Linked DNA regions of Mus musculus: region 1 is linked to region 2. A link is a loop called in an ENCODE intact Hi-C map of the cell type or tissue named here. Cell type or tissue: heart. All regions are shown on one strand. Links, peaks and the distances in the headings refer to the core of each region. The heading gives the core; the rest is flanking DNA. Region 1 holds the start of Pcsk6 (proprotein convertase subtilisin/kexin type 6). Region 2 holds the start of Gm51485 (a long non-coding RNA gene).

The links. Hi-C counts contacts between places; a loop is a spot of excess contacts. Peaks named below come from ENCODE experiments on the same cell type or tissue, not always from the same donor. Only the 100,000 strongest peaks of a DNase experiment are listed, where the experiment ranks them.
Region 1: a loop joins it to region 2, with 4 times the contacts of the local background. A loop is called at or near these places in 2 of 42 quality-filtered maps.

The regions. Positions count from the first base shown.
Region 1 is chr7:65,856,804-65,865,132 of GRCm38, reverse strand. Pcsk6 (proprotein convertase subtilisin/kexin type 6) reads right to left here and starts at 2,997. Exons shown (of 22, transcript NM_011048.1): 1 at 2,690-2,997. The coding sequence starts at 2,962. Gm20684 (predicted gene 20684) reads left to right here and starts at 3,091. Exons shown (of 3, transcript NR_169041.1): 1 at 3,091-3,288; 2 at 3,896-4,143; 3 at 4,759-5,866. In heart, for the core only: CTCF peaks have their summits at 2,760 and 3,356; DNase peaks (open chromatin) are centred at 2,972 and 3,952; H3K4me3 peaks cover 2,967 bases; H3K27ac peaks cover 1,341 bases; H3K27me3 peaks cover 7,228 bases.
Region 2 is chr7:65,799,177-65,807,505 of GRCm38, reverse strand. It overlaps Gm51485 (a long non-coding RNA gene), which reads left to right and starts at 5,156. Exons shown (of 3, transcript XR_003946789.1): 1 at 5,156-5,351; 2 at 5,858-6,080; 3 at 7,949-8,180. It overlaps 1810008I18Rik (RIKEN cDNA 1810008I18 gene), which reads right to left and starts at 4,469. Exons shown (of 3, transcript NR_167723.1): 1 at 4,357-4,469; 2 at 3,174-3,480; 3 at 1,273-1,692. In heart, for the core only: no CTCF peak of the experiment used is centred there; DNase peaks (open chromatin) are centred at 3,405 and 3,925.

The DNA.
Region 1 (8,329 bases), core at 11-8,010, 58 kb before region 2:
TCCTCTCCTTCCATCACGTGGGTCCCACGGATCAAGTTCAGGTCCTGAGACTTGAGAGTAACTTCCTTTACTCGCTGAGCCATCTCACTGGCCCATGACTTTTATTTCTCGCTAAAAAGCAAACTTGTTGCTTTATCTGGAATGATGCCTGGGAGAGGGAAATGGCGCCTAGCCTGTCTTTATTAGATGCATATTGTCTAATGGAAAAGGACAGAGCCTGCATCAAACTGAAAGAGACCCAGAATTTGAAAAAGGTCAATAATGGCTGCCCTGAGTTACCTGTGGATCATGTTAAATAAATAAATCAAGTCAGGTTATCAGTTGTATAAAAATAAAACAGTCAAGCAAGAATGTCACAGCACAGCCAGAAAGACGGACAAGAAAACCAAGCCTGTGACTCAGGCAGGTACAGAACAGAGCTCTAATTGCCCATTAAGGGTTTAGAAGAAACAGTCACACAAAGGCGGTCTCGGAGCAAGAGACAAAGCAGTTATCATAATGGCAGGGGTGACACACAGTTACCGTGTGAACACAAACAGCTCCCTCCCTTAACTCCCCCCACCCACCCCATTTACTCATCTATAAAGCAAAACTAAAAACGTCTACATCTTATTTATGAGTCACAAATTCTCCTGCTTGAAAATGGCAATAAGGTTTTTAAAGAGTTCTTGCCGAGTAGGTAGAGGCTGGAGAGCTCCAGGCCTTTTCCACATTAGCCGCACTTAAAGGCAGGGAAGGAAAAGCTGATTTGGGAATAAAGTGTGCTTGGAGACAGCTCTACCCCCAAACCAGTCATCTTGCAGCTCGGAAACGTCCCCCTCGCATACCTCCCAGCACAAGGCCTACCAAGCTGAGTGACAGGCTGTGTGGAGTCTGGCTGCACTGTTCAGAGAGACCTTTGGGGCCACCCAAGAACGTCACAACAAGCCTAAAAAACCTTGCCCACAGGCAAAATCGGGAGCACAGACCTTGCTGGTGAACAGCTCAGTGAACTAGAGTAGATTCAAAGGCTAGCACATCCAGGAGGTGAGCAAGGTTATTCCAAGAATGTCAAAGGGAGAGCTAACTACGCCTCTCTGCCCCTTGCACGGTGGAGCAGAGTTCTTCACCTCCTCTCTCCTCGCTTAATTACAGGGACCCAAATCCCAGGCACTTTGTAATTTACCACCCAGTTTAAGAATCACTTTTAGTTGAGACAAATTGCTGGGCCGCCTGGACAGAGCCAGGAAGAGTAGCAGGAGCTGGGAGTGCTAATCAAACAGGAGAGCTTTCTTCTGCCCAGACAATCAGCCCTGCAGCTTTGACAGCTACAGAGAGCAACGAAGCCAGGGCCACCAAAAGGCAAAATCTTAGCTCTTTGGATGTTTGAAGACACAAAAGCGGATTCTTTCCTTTTGGAGAAACTCTGACCTGGAACTTCACAGAGCAGAATTTCCCCTTCCAGGAGGCCTTCCGATTCACGTCAAGTGCAGAAGCACACGTTTACTGGCTTCTGTCACAGATAATGATGAAACTAAATCTGTCTGCTATTTAACACTGTCTGCTACTGCAGTTTGAGTTACAAGGCCACCCTCCCTTCATTTCACTTGATTCTCCAGAGTGTGTAGTTTATGGATCTGTTAAGGTGCTGAGAGCTCTCCTGGTGGGACTGCACATTTTGAACCTGCTGAGGTCCCTCCACGGACCATAAACCGGAATCAACCTGCCCCCATTGCCCCTCTGCGGGGCTGCAATATGGAAAGGCACCCTGCATTGGCAGTCCTTGGGAGCTGCGCGGACCTAGTGCCCTATCTCGGCTTCTCTTGGTATAAATGACAGCCAGCTTATACCACCAGGGGTGAGAGAATGGGCATCCCATGAGTAGTGCCTTGCTTCTGAACACTCCCGGCTCATCTCAACAACCTCAGGCAGTACAAAGTCGCCACCCTTACGGATGAGCAAGTCAAGAAATGACATGTCCAAGGTCATGCAGCTAGTGGGCAGACAGCTGCCTTTCCAGCTGCATCCAGAGCCCAAAGCAAAGCAATCCATGTCTTTGCCTAGAGAGGTTTCAAGTGCAGAGTTCAGCCTACAACCAACCTGCAGCTTCTGGGTCCTGCTTGCACCCTGACCCAAACCTGACTTCTGGACACAGGCACCAGCGCACCACACAGAGGGAAAGCCAGTCCCTGAGTTGCCCGGGTCATGCTCACATCGCCCAACCAGCGCCTGACTGCCTTGGCGCACGAACGGGAGCCCAGAGCTCCGGGCGACCCGTCGAGGGCAGAGTGGCCCGAGACGGAGCTAAGGCTCGAAGGCCACAGGGAAATAGGTACACGATGATGATGGCGCGGGTGGGCAGAGCGCAGCGACCCCTTAGGCGCCCACTCGAACGCGGCTGGGCAGGTGTAGGCGCCCGACCTGGGCTTCCGAGGCCACACACTTCCGAGTGCGAATGCTCGGCGACATCGCCTGGGGACCCACGGCCTCGGGCCCTCCCGCGTGACCGTCCACGCAGCCTACCACGTCCTTCCCGCCGAGTGTCCCACGGCTCTCCCAGAGAGTCCCCGCAAGAAGCCCCCGCCGTCCCCAGCGATACGGGTCGCCTTCCCACGCGGCGCCGCTGGCCGCGGGCTTGGCAAGGCGCCCCCTCGCGCGTGGCCGCCGGCGGCCGGGAAAGTTTGGGGCGCGCGGGGCCGGCCGTACTCACCTGGCCCAAGTTGAGGTAGCCGTGCGCCGCAGCCACGCGGTCCGCCGCGCCGGGGCCGCCCAGCACTTGCACTGCCCAGTGGTTGGTGTAGACGGGGCGCGGCGGCGGCAGCGCGGAGCAGGCGGCGGGCAGCGCGAGCAGAAGCAGCCAACGCCAGGGGCGCAGCGCGAGCGGCGGGAGTCCGTGCCGGCCGGCGGCCCCTGCGCCCCGCGCGACATCGGCGGCCCGGGGCGGCGGCCGGGGCCCGGGCGCTGGCGGCGCGCGCGGAGGCATGGCAGCGGCAGGCTCGCGCGGCGCCCGAGCGGCGAGTGCGCCGGGGGGTGGGGAGCCGCCTTTTAAAGCCGCTCCGCGCCGGGGAAGCGCCGCCGCCGCGGGCGGGAGCCGGGGAGGAGGAGGCCGCCGCGGCGCGTTCCCGCCCGCGCGGCCCGGTGGCGCCCCTGGGCCCGCGCTCGTGCGGCAGTCTCCCGGCCCGCCAGCAGCCGGGGGCCGGCGCAGGGGAGGCTCGAGACTTCGGGTCTCTCGGAACACGGCGCTGCCCGGAGTGGCAGCCTGGGCTCCGCGCGTTCTGCTAGAAGCCGGGAGGGCTCTGGGCATCCCACGTGAGTTCCCCATATCCCGGAGGAGTTGACTTAGAGCGGCACCTTCCTACCGGTTGCGCCCCTGGAGGCTGAACTCACCTGCTGGGGTCCCCAAGGCTAGGCAGCCTTGCTCAACTTAGCTGTGGCAGTGAACATGCAAATGTGCAGGATCTTCAGGGGAAAACGATGCCAGGAAAACACTGGGGTGTCCCAGGATCTGGCCCAACCTCAAGACCACATTGCATGGGCAAAGGGCATGTGGCAAACTTAGCTGGAGTCTATGAGAGTATTGAGGACACAGCGTCCATACAGGGCTGAGGCTTTGCTAGGAAGGTTGTACAGGTGAACTCCTTAGCTGACCACTTAGCATCTGTATGATGTTGGGCCCCTTTCTGTTCTTGCTGGGCTTGTAAGATGCGGATAACAATAGCATCTATCCATCCATCGGGCTGTTTTGAGGATGTCAGCTCTTCCTTTGCAATCAGCTGACAGTAATGTTTGTTTTGATGAGCCCAGGGCCTGCCACGTGCTTGGTATTCAGTAGATGGTGTACACTCTTAAAAGTACCCACTGAGCTAGGACCAGTCAGTGTGAATGTAAGTTGACTCATCCTCACCCCTCCCTCCAGGAACAGCCTGGAGAAACCGGGGACTCGTTCATACTGTGAAGATGCAATGAGAGGCTGGGATGGCTGCAAGCCTCGGACGGCCCATTGGTCCCAACTGGCCTCATACAGAAAGCAAACCTTCAGCCTGATTAATACAAGAGGGGGACCAGGAAACCGAAGACAGCAAAACAAGGCAGAGAAGGCCTTGAGTCACAAAAGAAGCTACCTCACCAACGCTCAGGTTCCAAGAGCACCTGGCTCCCAGACTGGTACTGTATGGAATTCACTTGCCTGAGTCTATAGCCAGGCAGATCAGACAGACAGACATGCTAGGGGATACAGGAGAGAGAGAGAGAGACAGAGAGACAGAGAGACAGAGAGAGAGAGACAGAGAGAGAGACAGAGGGCCAACTGAAGTCTTTTCCAACATCCCTCTCAGGAGTCCTTGGGTTTTTTTTTTTTTTTACCTCAGATGATCCATCCTTTCTATAAGCATGAGTCACCTTAATGAAGGTAGAAGGAGAGGACAGTTGGTGGGGGGCCCAACCAGGACATGCCAAATTCATGCCAACAGAGCTCCTACCACAAATACCTTTTGTGTGCCTCTGTTGTCCCTGGCCAAGGGGAGTCAGCTCTCTGGGCAGTAACTCAAGATCCCCTCTTTGTTGCAGAAGTTGACGCCCTGGGACAAGGCCTGGTTCCCCCTGCCTGACAGAAAGATCTAAGGTCATCATACAAAGTGGCCAGCCCTAGAGAACACTACACTTATGTTGGGCAAAGACAGCATCCAGACCCTTCAGCCTGCCTCTGTTCAGTCAAGCAGAGAAGCTGATGGACAGAGGAGAGTGGAGGCAGGGGATTCAGTCTGTTCTGTTCCTTTCCAGCAGTCCACATGGACAATCTGAGTCCCCTTTCTGGCCTTCGTGGGCCAACCTGTCTTTGACTCATCCCAGATCCTGTGCTATGCTTCAAGAGCATGACCTGCGTGAAGACCCTGCGGTGCACATACTCTAGATGATGTGGAGCACTTCGTATTCCCAAGAGGGTACCCCTGTTACAGCAGTTATCCAGACAGGCCGATATGTGGGTTTTCTGTAATAATTTGGTAGATGAAGGGAATCAGTCTACTGAACTATTTAGAGGAGGCTAAAACACATCTGAATTTTGTATTTGGAGGGGGTCAGGGTATATTTTGTTAACAAGGCTGATCCACTGGGACTAAACCTCCTGCTTGTTGTAGACGTACCTGGGCCACAGAACGGCTGTAGGAAGACCAGCTTGCCAAAATGAACATCCTAAATCAAATTGCTGCCTGTGAGTTTCCAATTGATTTACACGGTGACAGGATTAACTCAATCACAAAAGTCCCAGCCCTCTGAGTTGAGATAGGATCTGTAATAAAACTTGCCTCGTCTTCCTGCAGAGAGGGGATTTCATTACTCACTCATCCCCACTCTCCAGATGTCCAGATGGCCCTGAGGTGCACACAGCTCCCAGGCTGGGAGTGAGTGTGTGTATGGGGGGTGGGGGGTGGGGCGGGGCGTGTGGGGGGGTGCTTCTTCTCTAGATTGACGTCGGCCAGGCTGGGCAGGGACAGGACAGGGACTGGAAAGGTGATTGGAGGTGGCCTTGTCTCAGAAGTTAGAAAATATCATCCAGAGATGATTTTAATGACATCTTCCCAAACAGAAGAAAAGATGTTAAGGAGTGTTAAGATGTGTTAATGGAATTGTATTCTTATGCCTACCCCTGGTCCCTGTACAGCAAGAGCAGGGCTGCCTAGTTGGGCTACAGTGTGCCCCTAATTCAAGGCTTCTGTTGCAGTTATTCATGTGCTTGTCTCATGTGGTCCTCAAAAACAGGACATGTGCCTGTCCATTGTCATATCTCCTATCATGACAATAGCATACCCTTAATGTTATGTACTCTAAATATGTATTTCTTGAAAAATTTTTCACCTCTGTAAAAGAAATTATAAAAACTTGAACTCGGTGATGATTTATATATCATATATATTGAATTATGTTCTACATGCATGTGGGTGTCTACTGCACAGGCTCTTGGGACTCACAATTATCTTCATTTAAGTGATAGAAACTTGACTGCAGAGTTGTACCTTTGTGAGTATGTAGGCTCTACAGGACAGAATGCTAGCTCTGTGTCGCACGGGCAGAGCCTTCAGGGGACTAGAGAAGACTGAGCACTTGGCCCACAGGTTGGAGCATCCATTTGTGTGTGATCTCAGACAAGTTGCTTCGGTTTCCTCTGCTGTAAGTGGCAGTGACACTGTTGTCCCTGTGGAGGGCGCAGGGCATGGAGGTTGGCATTGCTGTGCTTCCCTGTGTGAGGAGGCTCAGGGCAAGGAAGTGAACCATCTGTATCAAAGCTCAGTTTGCATTCTCATCCTTTGGAACCAGGAAGACAGCTCATGATTGAGGCTCTGCTGTCACCACTAATTGGGATTGAAACTGAATTTCTGCAGAGAGGGTTTGTATTGACCTGGGGCCACTAGCTCCAGAGGAGGCCCCTTGAGGACCTGCTCTGCAGTGTGACCTCAGATTGAAAACCTTAGGGTTGACCCAGGACATTTCTCCCTTTATTTCTCTCTATCAGGACCAATGAAGAAGATTCAGGGTTCTTATGCATAGTGGTTTTTCCCTCTGTTTTCTTCCACACTAACAATGTAGCTTTTGCATTGTTTTCTGTAATACTCCACCTGGGACATTTTAAAAAGAATATTTATTTTATTTAAATTATGTGATATATGCATGTGGGCATGTGCACCCACTTTTGTGGGTACCTGTGGAGGCCATGGAATCCCTGGCACTGGACTTACAGGTGGTTGTGAGCCTCCTAACATGAATGCTGGGAATCAAACTCCCATTTTATTTTATTTTATTTTATTTTATTTTGTTTTATTTTATTTTTACAAGAGCAGGAACCTCTCTGACTGTTGAGCTACCTCACCAGCTCCTGACATCTTTCCTAACACCTCAAAGCCAGGGGAGGTGGTGGTAGTGGTGGTGGGGTGTGGTTTAATCAATGAAGTGCTTGCTGTGCAAGTATGAAGACCTGACTTGTATCCTTGGCAGCACTCTACTGTTATTCCTGCAGGGGATCCTCTGGTTCCTGCTATCTGGTCAGCCTAGTGGAATTGGTGTGCTCCTAGTTCAGTAGAGACCGTGTGGAGAGCAATTGTGGAAAACCTTGTGAGCCTCTGGTCTCTACACGTGTGTCCACATATGGATGAACATTTGCACACACACACACATACAAAACGACAACTATAATACATTAAATCATGCTATAACAATAATGTAACAATAATACATTACATCTCTCTCTTCTGATGGAGAACATGTAAGATTGAAGGTGTTTGGTGTTTGTGCCTTTAAGACACAGCTCAGTAAAGAAACCTGTTGGACTGCCCCAAATGTACTGGCCTTTCCCTCCTCCTTATGGTACCTGTCGACATCCACAGAGCTTTGATCTCCCTTCTTGCTTGTTTTGTTTTCCATCAAAATTGATTGTGAGTATTATGCAGAGTGAAGGCTCCCTTTGAACTGGTTTTAATTGTCAAATGCTGCCTGTTAATGTCTCTATTAGGAGAGCACCGGGTTGCTTCAGGCTGCTCTGTGTTCCAAGGTGAAATAGATACCTAGTGGGGCTTAAAAACCTCCCAACAAACTGTACTTTTTTGAGACGAGATAAATGTCAAAGGTCTCCACTATGGAGCACTGATGTGACTTCAGGAAGGGACCTGAGACATGAGAGTAAATCTCTGCTCTCCCTGCCCCCCAAGGCCCAAAGCTTTGCCTAGCCACATGTGTTTCTTCTCGCTCCCTTCCATTCCCTGAGAATCCTACCACGAGCTCCCCCTTGTTGGATGAGATTAAAGTTCTTTCCCTCACAGTTCCTCCTCTTCTGCCCCTTCCTAAAAGAGGCTCTGCAGTGTGTTCCATTTTTTGCCTTGAAGGAGTTCCTAAGCTCAGAGCTACACAGGACTGAATGTTACAATGTTGATATCCCTGCTTCTGTAGCAATCAGGATGCCTTTGGTTACAAAATCCTTGAATGACCAAGGAAAGAAGATATCTCACTCTTGAACCGACAGACAGGCAACTCCGAGCCTTGGTGATACAGAAACTGGCGACTACTTTGATATACTTAACCTGGCTTTGTCCTTTGGTACCTAAGTGACTGCCACAGACTGGCTATCCTTCCCTCTCACAGCCTCTAAGGGAGGAAGGCAGGCATGGCTTCCTGCCTCTTGAAGGCTTCTCATCTCCTTGTGGAACTGAATTCCCAGCCCATTTCCCCTTGGGTGCCACTGGGCAAGCCTGGGTTTCCGACTTTCCTCCTGCAGCCTGGTTTCCTAGGTTGCTGTGACTGATTGATCGTCCTGGGTTTTCTCTTGGAGGGTCATCCTTCACCCTGCAGCATGTTGCTGCCCTAG
Region 2 (8,329 bases), core at 275-8,274:
CTAGTGCCATTGTCTTCTAGAGCCTTCTGAGAAGCTCTCACTTTTATTTCTTCTCTCTGGGAACTTGGGTATCTTTTTAACTTTCATTTTATTTTTGTATTCTCAATTTTCATGTGGCTATGTCTAAATACAGACAATGTGTTATCAATTCAGAGTGGTAGTCACTAGCTCTCTTCGGACAGACACTTGTGATCCTTTAAGACCTTATGCCAGGATCTTCCATTGTTTCTGAGATTATATTCTTTTCTGAGTATTCTGTGCTTATTGCTGCAAAACAATCAAGCACCTGACATTCTGGGTTGACTTATTGCGACTGTGTTTTTCACTTACATTTTTTAGTTTCTTCCTATTTTCATTCTAAACTCTAGGATGCATCCCGGCTTTGTTTTATTGACAATTTTTTGTTTTGAATTTTTTGTTTGTTTGTTTGTTTTTCAAAACAGGGTTTCGCTGTGTAGCCCTGGTTATCCTGGAACTCACTCTGTAGACCAGGCTGGCCTCACACTCAGAAATCCACCTGCTTCTGCCTCCCAAATGCTGGGATTAAAGGTGTGTGCCATCATTGCCCGGCTGACAATTTTGAATTTTAAGATTATTTTATTGCAAAAATAAATGTACTTTCTAACTATGTGTATGTGTCTGTGGCAGTGGGGCATGCACGTGAGTGCATGAGACCTACAGAAGGAGGACAGAGGAGAGGGTTAGTTCCCCAGGAGCAGGGATTATAGGAGGTTGTGAGCTTCCTGATGCAGGTGCTGGGAATTGAACTTGAGCCCTTGGCAAGAGGAGTATATGCTCTTAACTGCTAAGCCACCTCTCCAGCTCTAATGATTTTAGGTTTTTGTTTTGTATATGGGTGTTTTGTCTGTGCACCATGTGCCTTCCTGCTACTCAGACAGTCCAGAAGAAGGGGTTCGCTCCCCTGGGACTGGAGTTACAGACAGCTATTAATTGTCCTGTGGTTTTGGGAATTAAATTCAGGCATGTGAAGAGCAGCAAATAGTCTTAACCAATGAGAAATCTCTCTCCAGCTCCCTCTCACTCCATTTTTTTTTTGAGAAAATATTTCACTATGTAGCTCTAGCTGACCTAAAACTCCCTATGTAGACCAAGCTGGCTTCAAACTCACAAAGATCCACCCGTCTCTGCCTCTTGAGGGTTGGGATTAAGGGTGTGTACCACCTGGCTCAGCTTAATTAAAATTTTGATTTAAATCATCCTGTTTAATTTCTAAGCTTCTATCTTTACCGTGTGATTCCTTTTTGACAGCAATTATTTATTTATTTATTTATTTATTTATTTCCTTTTCATTATAGGCCTCAGACCTTCATTCCTCTGAAGACACTGGTTAATATTTTGAGGAATTATCTTCTGCTTTCTGAAATATTTATTTTCCCTATGAGGTTGGTTGTTCTCCTACTTCTTTCTCGTATTTCTGGTCTTTTTTATGTGTCCAGTGGGTCTCCATCCTTCTTTTGTTTTTGAGAGTGGAGCGCCAGGGTGACTGTGCTGGGTGCCTGGTGCATAGTGTGCCTGTTTGTAGAAGGTCTGCATCCCCACAAGGCAGCTCTCTGGATCAGATAGTGTCAAGGACTGGGCCTGTAGATTGTCATACACAAACATCAGAAGGGGCTAAGCTTCTGCAGTAGTCCCAAGCATAACAGGCGGGAAGTCAAAGGAGAGGCAGTCCATCTGTGAGAAGGAGAATAGCAACCGATACAGGAACTAATCAGAAATGTAAATTCTTATCTTCACTCTAGCATCTAGAGCAGAGGTTCTCAACCTTCCTAATGCTATGACCCTTTAATATAGTTCCTCATGTTGTTTTGACCCCCCCCCCATCACAAAATTATTTTGTTGCTACTTCGCAGCTATAATCGTGCTACAGTTATGAATTGTAATGTAAATACCTGATGTGCAGGATATCTGATATATGACCCTCAGAAGGGTCACGACCCACGAGGTAAGAACCACTGGTCTGGATCCCTCTGTATCAACAAGCTCAGGTGAGGCCCATCTACCCCACGTTTCAACGCCCTCCAGAGCGCTATGGGTGATGCTGAGGTGGGCTTTGATCATTACCCCATTATATAAAATCCACTCATACTGAAAGACTAGTTAGTTCTTGGAAAGCAGGTCCAGTGTCTCTTAGAGTGTCTGAGGGTGGGGTGGAGGCCACGGCTGGCTGTTACCATCCCGTGTCTGGGTAGCCAAGGGTAAATGACTGAGCAGAGCCCCAAACAGACTTCTACTTAGTCCTGCTCTTAAGTACTTCCCCTCTGCCCCACCAGTCGGTTTGCCTGTGGCCCCAGGTTCTGAGGGATGAGGCGCTATCCCTGAGCTTCCCTCTGACATGCGCAGAGCTGCATCGCTCTGACATGCGCAGAGCTGCAGGCACTGACCCCTCTTCAGCCCCTACATGTCCATTTGACTTCTGGCTGGCAATCCTGCTTTCAAACGTCCCAACAACTAATGACTCTGTCTCTGGGCCACAGGGTGGCCTGGGGACTGACTCATGCTCTCCCTCAGCATTCCCTCCTGGTTAGTTTCAGCAGTAGCTAGCTCATTGGTTGAGGCAGTACTGTGCAGGCACGTTGTATCACTCACGAAGTCCAAGTTGTCGATCTTAACAATTCTGAAGTCAGAACTACTATTTCCTCCATGTAGAAAGGAGGAAAGTGAGAATGCAGAGATGCCATGCATCTGGGGACTCACGACTTCCCATGAGACTCTAGTGCTACATCAGGCTCCTCCAACAGGAAGTGTCCCGAGGGTCCACCCTGGTGCCCTACCAGGAATTATAGTATTGGAATCACCCCTTTATTTTGTTTTTTAAGTACTAAAAGGTCTTTAAAATATTAAGGATGGAATTCATTCGATGCTAAGATCTGCATGGTAGTCTTTGGGGTAAGTGGAAGTGACTTTAAATTAGTTTATTCTTCAGGTGATCTCACTAGCTCTTCAGAAATGCAAGGTTGTCTTGGAGTCTCATAAATTAGAGCTAGACTTCTTTGACCCAAGCAGGAAAAAGGTCACCCTCGTCCTTCTACCCCCCCCCCCCCCCCCCGCTCCTTCCATGGAGTGGAAAGGAAAGGAGAGAAAGAACCTAGCTCTTAAGACAAGGCTTCAGTGGCACAGCCATCCCATGCCTTACCTGGGAAGGAGGAACTAACCTGCCTGGGTGCGGATCCCTAACGATGCAAAATCTAAGGCCCGAGGAAGTTTCCACAGCTGTGCCCAGGTAGAAGCAGACTATCCCGAAGCCTGTGGTTACCACAAATACTGGATGGAGACAGACCCAACTCAGCACAGCTCAGCTGCTCTTCTTGGCGCACCAAGGTGAGCCCCTCTGCCGCATCCTGGGGAGAGACTGCCAAGCTCAATAGCCACCTGCTTCCCAGGAGGTCACACATGAGCCTTGCAGGATACTCTGGGCCCCAGGATGTCCCAGGGTGTTTTGACTGGCGGTGAATGAGACAGCTGTTTACAGAGGGAGGGAGAAGAGAGGAAGGGAGAGAGGAAGGGGTGGGCATTTTACACAATTTAATAACCAGAGGAACAACAGCAGTTACAGAAAATTTAGCCAAAATGTCATTCAGGGACGGGAAAGAGCAATTACTTAAATATTTAAAACAGACACCCCAGGAGTGGCCATGGGGGCCGTTCTTTGTTAATATTTAACCGGAGCCGGGCAGCCACCGAGAATACAACTGTTTACAGGAGATATGAACTAACACCCACTATTTGCTGAAAGCTATGGGGAGACTGTAGCTCTTGAACAGCTGATGATGTTCCTAAATCCCAGCCGCTCCAGTAGGGCCCCCCCCACATCACCACCATGAGGCCACAGGGGTGGGGAGGCCACAGCTGTCCCCAGAGCCCTGTGAAAACTGTAAACAGGCAGGCAGGGGTCAGCTGTCTTGCTCCAGACTCACAGTTTTCAGGAAGCCCAGCCCTGCAGCTGGGCCTGGGAGGTGGCTGCTGGCAAGATCATCAGCCCTCACTCCTGCAGACCCTGGCCAGGCTATCCTGGCCTCATCCACCCTCCTGGGCAGACACCATGCATGAAGCCAGGTGCTGATGAGCAGAGGAACTGGATCCCAAACTGGCTTGCTATGTCCCTCAATTCACACCGGGGCCTCCTGGGACACCAGACTGGGCTGTCTATAATTAATAAGCTAGCCTGTTTGCAGGGTTGGTAGATAGATAGGCCCTTTGTTCATTACAGCATCTACCTCCATGAGCTTGGCTTTTACCTACAACTGCCTCAAGTCTCATGGCTACCCTGCTGCTATGACAACCACTTCCCAACTTACTTGGGCACATTAGTTAAAACCCCACACAGATCCAACTTACTCCTCGGCTGCACTCTACCAGAAAGCCCAGCTCAAGCCCAAGGGAAAAAAACGTCACCTTTGAGTTCGTAGGCTGTTTCCAAGGTGCCACAGTTGAGACCACGTGTGCCTTTCAGAAGCCTGTGCCCCGTTGCATCATCTAATATGTTTGTTACAAAGTTGCCCAACCCTAGACCCACAACCCTGGCCTCCTCCCCGCATGCCACTGCCAACTGGTAAAAACCACAGATGGCCCTGACCTATTGAGCCCTTCTAATTGTTTGCACACCTGGTCAAGAGAAGAGAAAGATGGAGCAGGGAGGCGCGCTCTGGAAAAGCTAGAGAAGAACTGGGGCCTGCACAACAATATCTGTTAAAATAAAATAAAATCTAGTATATAAGAGCTAAAGTTTGGGTAGATATTTAGTACGTGATTTCACACACACACACACACACACACACACACACACACACACACACACACACATTCATTCCTTCTCAGGACAGTTGGCACACGCTGTCTAGAGTACTAAAACCATAGTCATTAAACTTTTTCTGTTCACTGAGTAGCTCTGGATACTAGAAATCTGAAGGAACGTTGAAGAGATTATGACTAAGGAACATGAAATGATCGGCTAAGGTTCTAGTTTAGCTAAATGCTGGCCAATGGGATCTAGAGACATCCACGGCCACTGAGTCATCAATTAGTCATGTGAACTTTTTTTTTTTTTTATTTTGATTGTTGCTACGGTTTCAACACAACTTCCTCTACCTCCCAACTCAGGTTGGAATTTTGTCCCCATTGTGAAGTAAGTGTTAGAGGGCAGACACAGTGTAGCCAGCAGTGAGGCCTTCACTGGACTGAAGCATGCATGGCCCTTGCCTTTTGGGGGGAGATCCCTTGCTGCTTGGGACTCTGCCAGCAGAAAGCCACCACTCAATACAGTCTCTCGTCCTTGGGTCTTTGCGACAGTGAACTGAAGAAGTCCTCTTTTCTTTTGAACTCACCAAGGCAAGGTGTTGTGTTTTCTTAGTAGGCAAACGTTTCTAGCTTCAGAGTAGTACTGTAACATGGTGGGGGGGGGGGGGCGTCTCTTTCTTGAAGCCATTCAGTAGTCAGTTACAGACAGGCCACTTTGAATCCTCTTATCATGTTCCCTCCTGGATGGTAACCAGACTGCTTTGCAGTTAGGAGACCTGGTGGACATAGCCAGGGGTGTCCTTGCTTTGCTGTTTAAGGGTTGTATCCTTCCCTGGCTAAAAGCTTATTCAATCCTAGCAGGCATGCCCCTGCACAGTGCTTGGCTTGTCTGTCATGGCTTGCTCATTTAACACACAGCCTACCCTGGTGCTCCTTCTGCTGTCCCCTCTTCAGCACCCTGATGGGCTCAGTTGTCCTAGAATTGGACACATCAATCAAAATTCAGCAGCATGCCCAAGAGGGCAGCATGGGGGTGCTTGGTGTATTCAAGCGTTGGAGACGGCAAATCTGGAAGGGGTTTTTATCATGGTCTGAATTTCAGGCACGGAACACAAATGACCCTTTCCTTGAAGTGGCATGGTGGCAACTCATCTTCCTGAAGCAGTGGCCGTCCTCATGCTCGGATGAGTGACCAGACACACTCACAGGACCACTGTATCCCTGCCGTGCCCTTCGGAACTGATCAGAACAGAGGATGCAACTAAGCCCTGGCTGACAGGAGTTCTCCATTATCAAGTAGAATCAGGGGTTCAAATAGAAACCAGGTCTGGTTGTTGCTTAGCTGTTTTTCCCCATTGCTGTGATAAAATACCTGACCAAACCCAAAACAAACAAACAAACAACACCTGAGGGGAACAGGGATTTATTTTGGCTCAGAATTTAAGGGTGTCGTTCCGGGAAGTCAGGGCAGTAGGACCTTAGGGTGGCTTGTTGCATGCATCTGGGGTCAGGAAATGGGAAGGCATGGCTGCTGGTGCTCAGCTAACCTTCTCCTTTTGATTCAGTCTAGGATTCCAGCCCACAGTAAAGGTGGGTTGACTTCCCTACCTCAGTTTACCTAATCAGGACAACCCCCAACAGGCACACCCAGAAGCCTCTCTGCTAGGTGACTCTAAATTCTGTCAACTTGACAATCTGTATTAGCCATCGGTTATTGAAAAATGAGAGAGTGGACATCTTTAGGCTCCCATGGTTTTAGAGGTGTGCTGAGTCAGAAGAAGGAAGAGTCACCCACAGAGGTCGCTGGAGTCCAGGCATAAGAAGCCCCCCCCCTTCATTCTTCCTGTAGTCTGAGCACCTACTATGTGCATAAGCCTCACTGAGTGTGCTAGCCATGGATGCAGGAGACTGGGCCAGGTGGTTGGCCAGCCTGGGAGGCAGCTGGTACCTGAGGACCAGTCTTTCTGGTTAGCAGAGAAGGCGTTCAAGTAGCCAAAAGGGCCCTTGTAGGAACTGGATTTTGAAGCAGTTGGGGGTGGTATAGGGTATAGGGAGCCCCCTCTTCACACTAAAGAGGATGCAGGATAATGTCCCTTGAAACTACCACAGAGACAGCTCCATCCCCCACTGACTGCACCATCCCTAAACACCATTCTCCAGATTCAGGCAGAGGTTCACTCTCCGCCTTGGATCATTTGTCTGTTTATTGCCTTTGTTATACCCACCCCTTTAATAGTCTAGCATGCTTAAAGTCTATATATGGGCCCATGTAAAATGCAGAGTGTCATTTTTTTATTTTTTAAAAATATCTACTGAGTTTTACATTCTTATTTTTACACTGTGATAAAACGTGTGTGAGATAAATTCGCCGTTGGCAGCGTTAAGATGAGTGGCGAGGAGCACCCTGGCACTTCACTACCGCCATGGCTACCCCTTTTCAGATGCTCCTTGCCTTCCGAAACTGGAACTGTGCAGACACTTTCCCCCAGCCCCTGACAACCACCATCCTGCTGTCTGTCTGTCTGCACAGGAGCCTCACTAACAGAACCGTATAATACCGCCTTTTGAGCCTGGCTTACTTAACTCACTGTTCTCAGGGTTAATCCATATCTTACCATTGGGCATGGTTTCCCATCTTCTCACAACTGAATGTTCTACTGTTCGGACCATGCTTTTCTCAACCATCTGTCCACTGACACTTAGCATTGCTGTGTTTTAAATTAATGTATTAGTTCATCTTGGCTTTCTTCAGTGTCTTGGTTTCAGTGGACCGTGATCTCTCCACCTGTTTCCTTTTCTTGTGCACAGCAAGCCTATTGCCTCTCACCTGGACCTGTTCCCCCTGCACACCTGGCCACAGGCAGCTCCTCCCACCTCAGTATTCCTGTTGACAACATCTATGCATAGGCCCTATCTATCATCACTTGCCTCCACGTTTCTACTAGCACCCTCTCCATTCCCACTTGATTCTCTTTGGGACTTTCTGTTTATGCTTTGTGTGATGAATTCAGCTCCCAGCTTTCATTGTGAACTTAACGCAATCTAGAGTCCTCTAGGGAAAGTCTCTGTCAGGAACTGTCTACATCAGCATACTCTGTACGCATGTCTGTAGAGGATTGTCTTGATTGTTTTAGTTGGTACAGGAAGACTCTTTGTATGATCTGTTTTGTTTTGTTTTGTTTTTTTCTAACAGCAGGTTGAATGTGATGCTGGCCCACAGGAACAGGGAGCATTCAAAGATGCTGGAGCAAGTCTGAGAGCCTCTGTATCTCTTGCCATGTTCCAAGCCCTAGAGATACAGTGGTGGACAAGACAGGCACACTATCCTGTTTCCATGTGGTCAACATTTCCTTACAATCTGACTGAGGAGAAAAACAGACTGGCCAATAAATAAAATGTACACAGAGCTATGAGAGTGAGCAGGGGGAGTAGGACGGGAATGTGCATAATTTCAGTGTGAGCCTGAAAAGGGCTCTCCACAATGGTGCAGGGATCCCAGGGAGAGAACTGTGAAGCTCTGAGGTAGGGGGAGTGGAGAAACGACCCAGAATGGTGTTGGGGTGCTCAGCGTTGG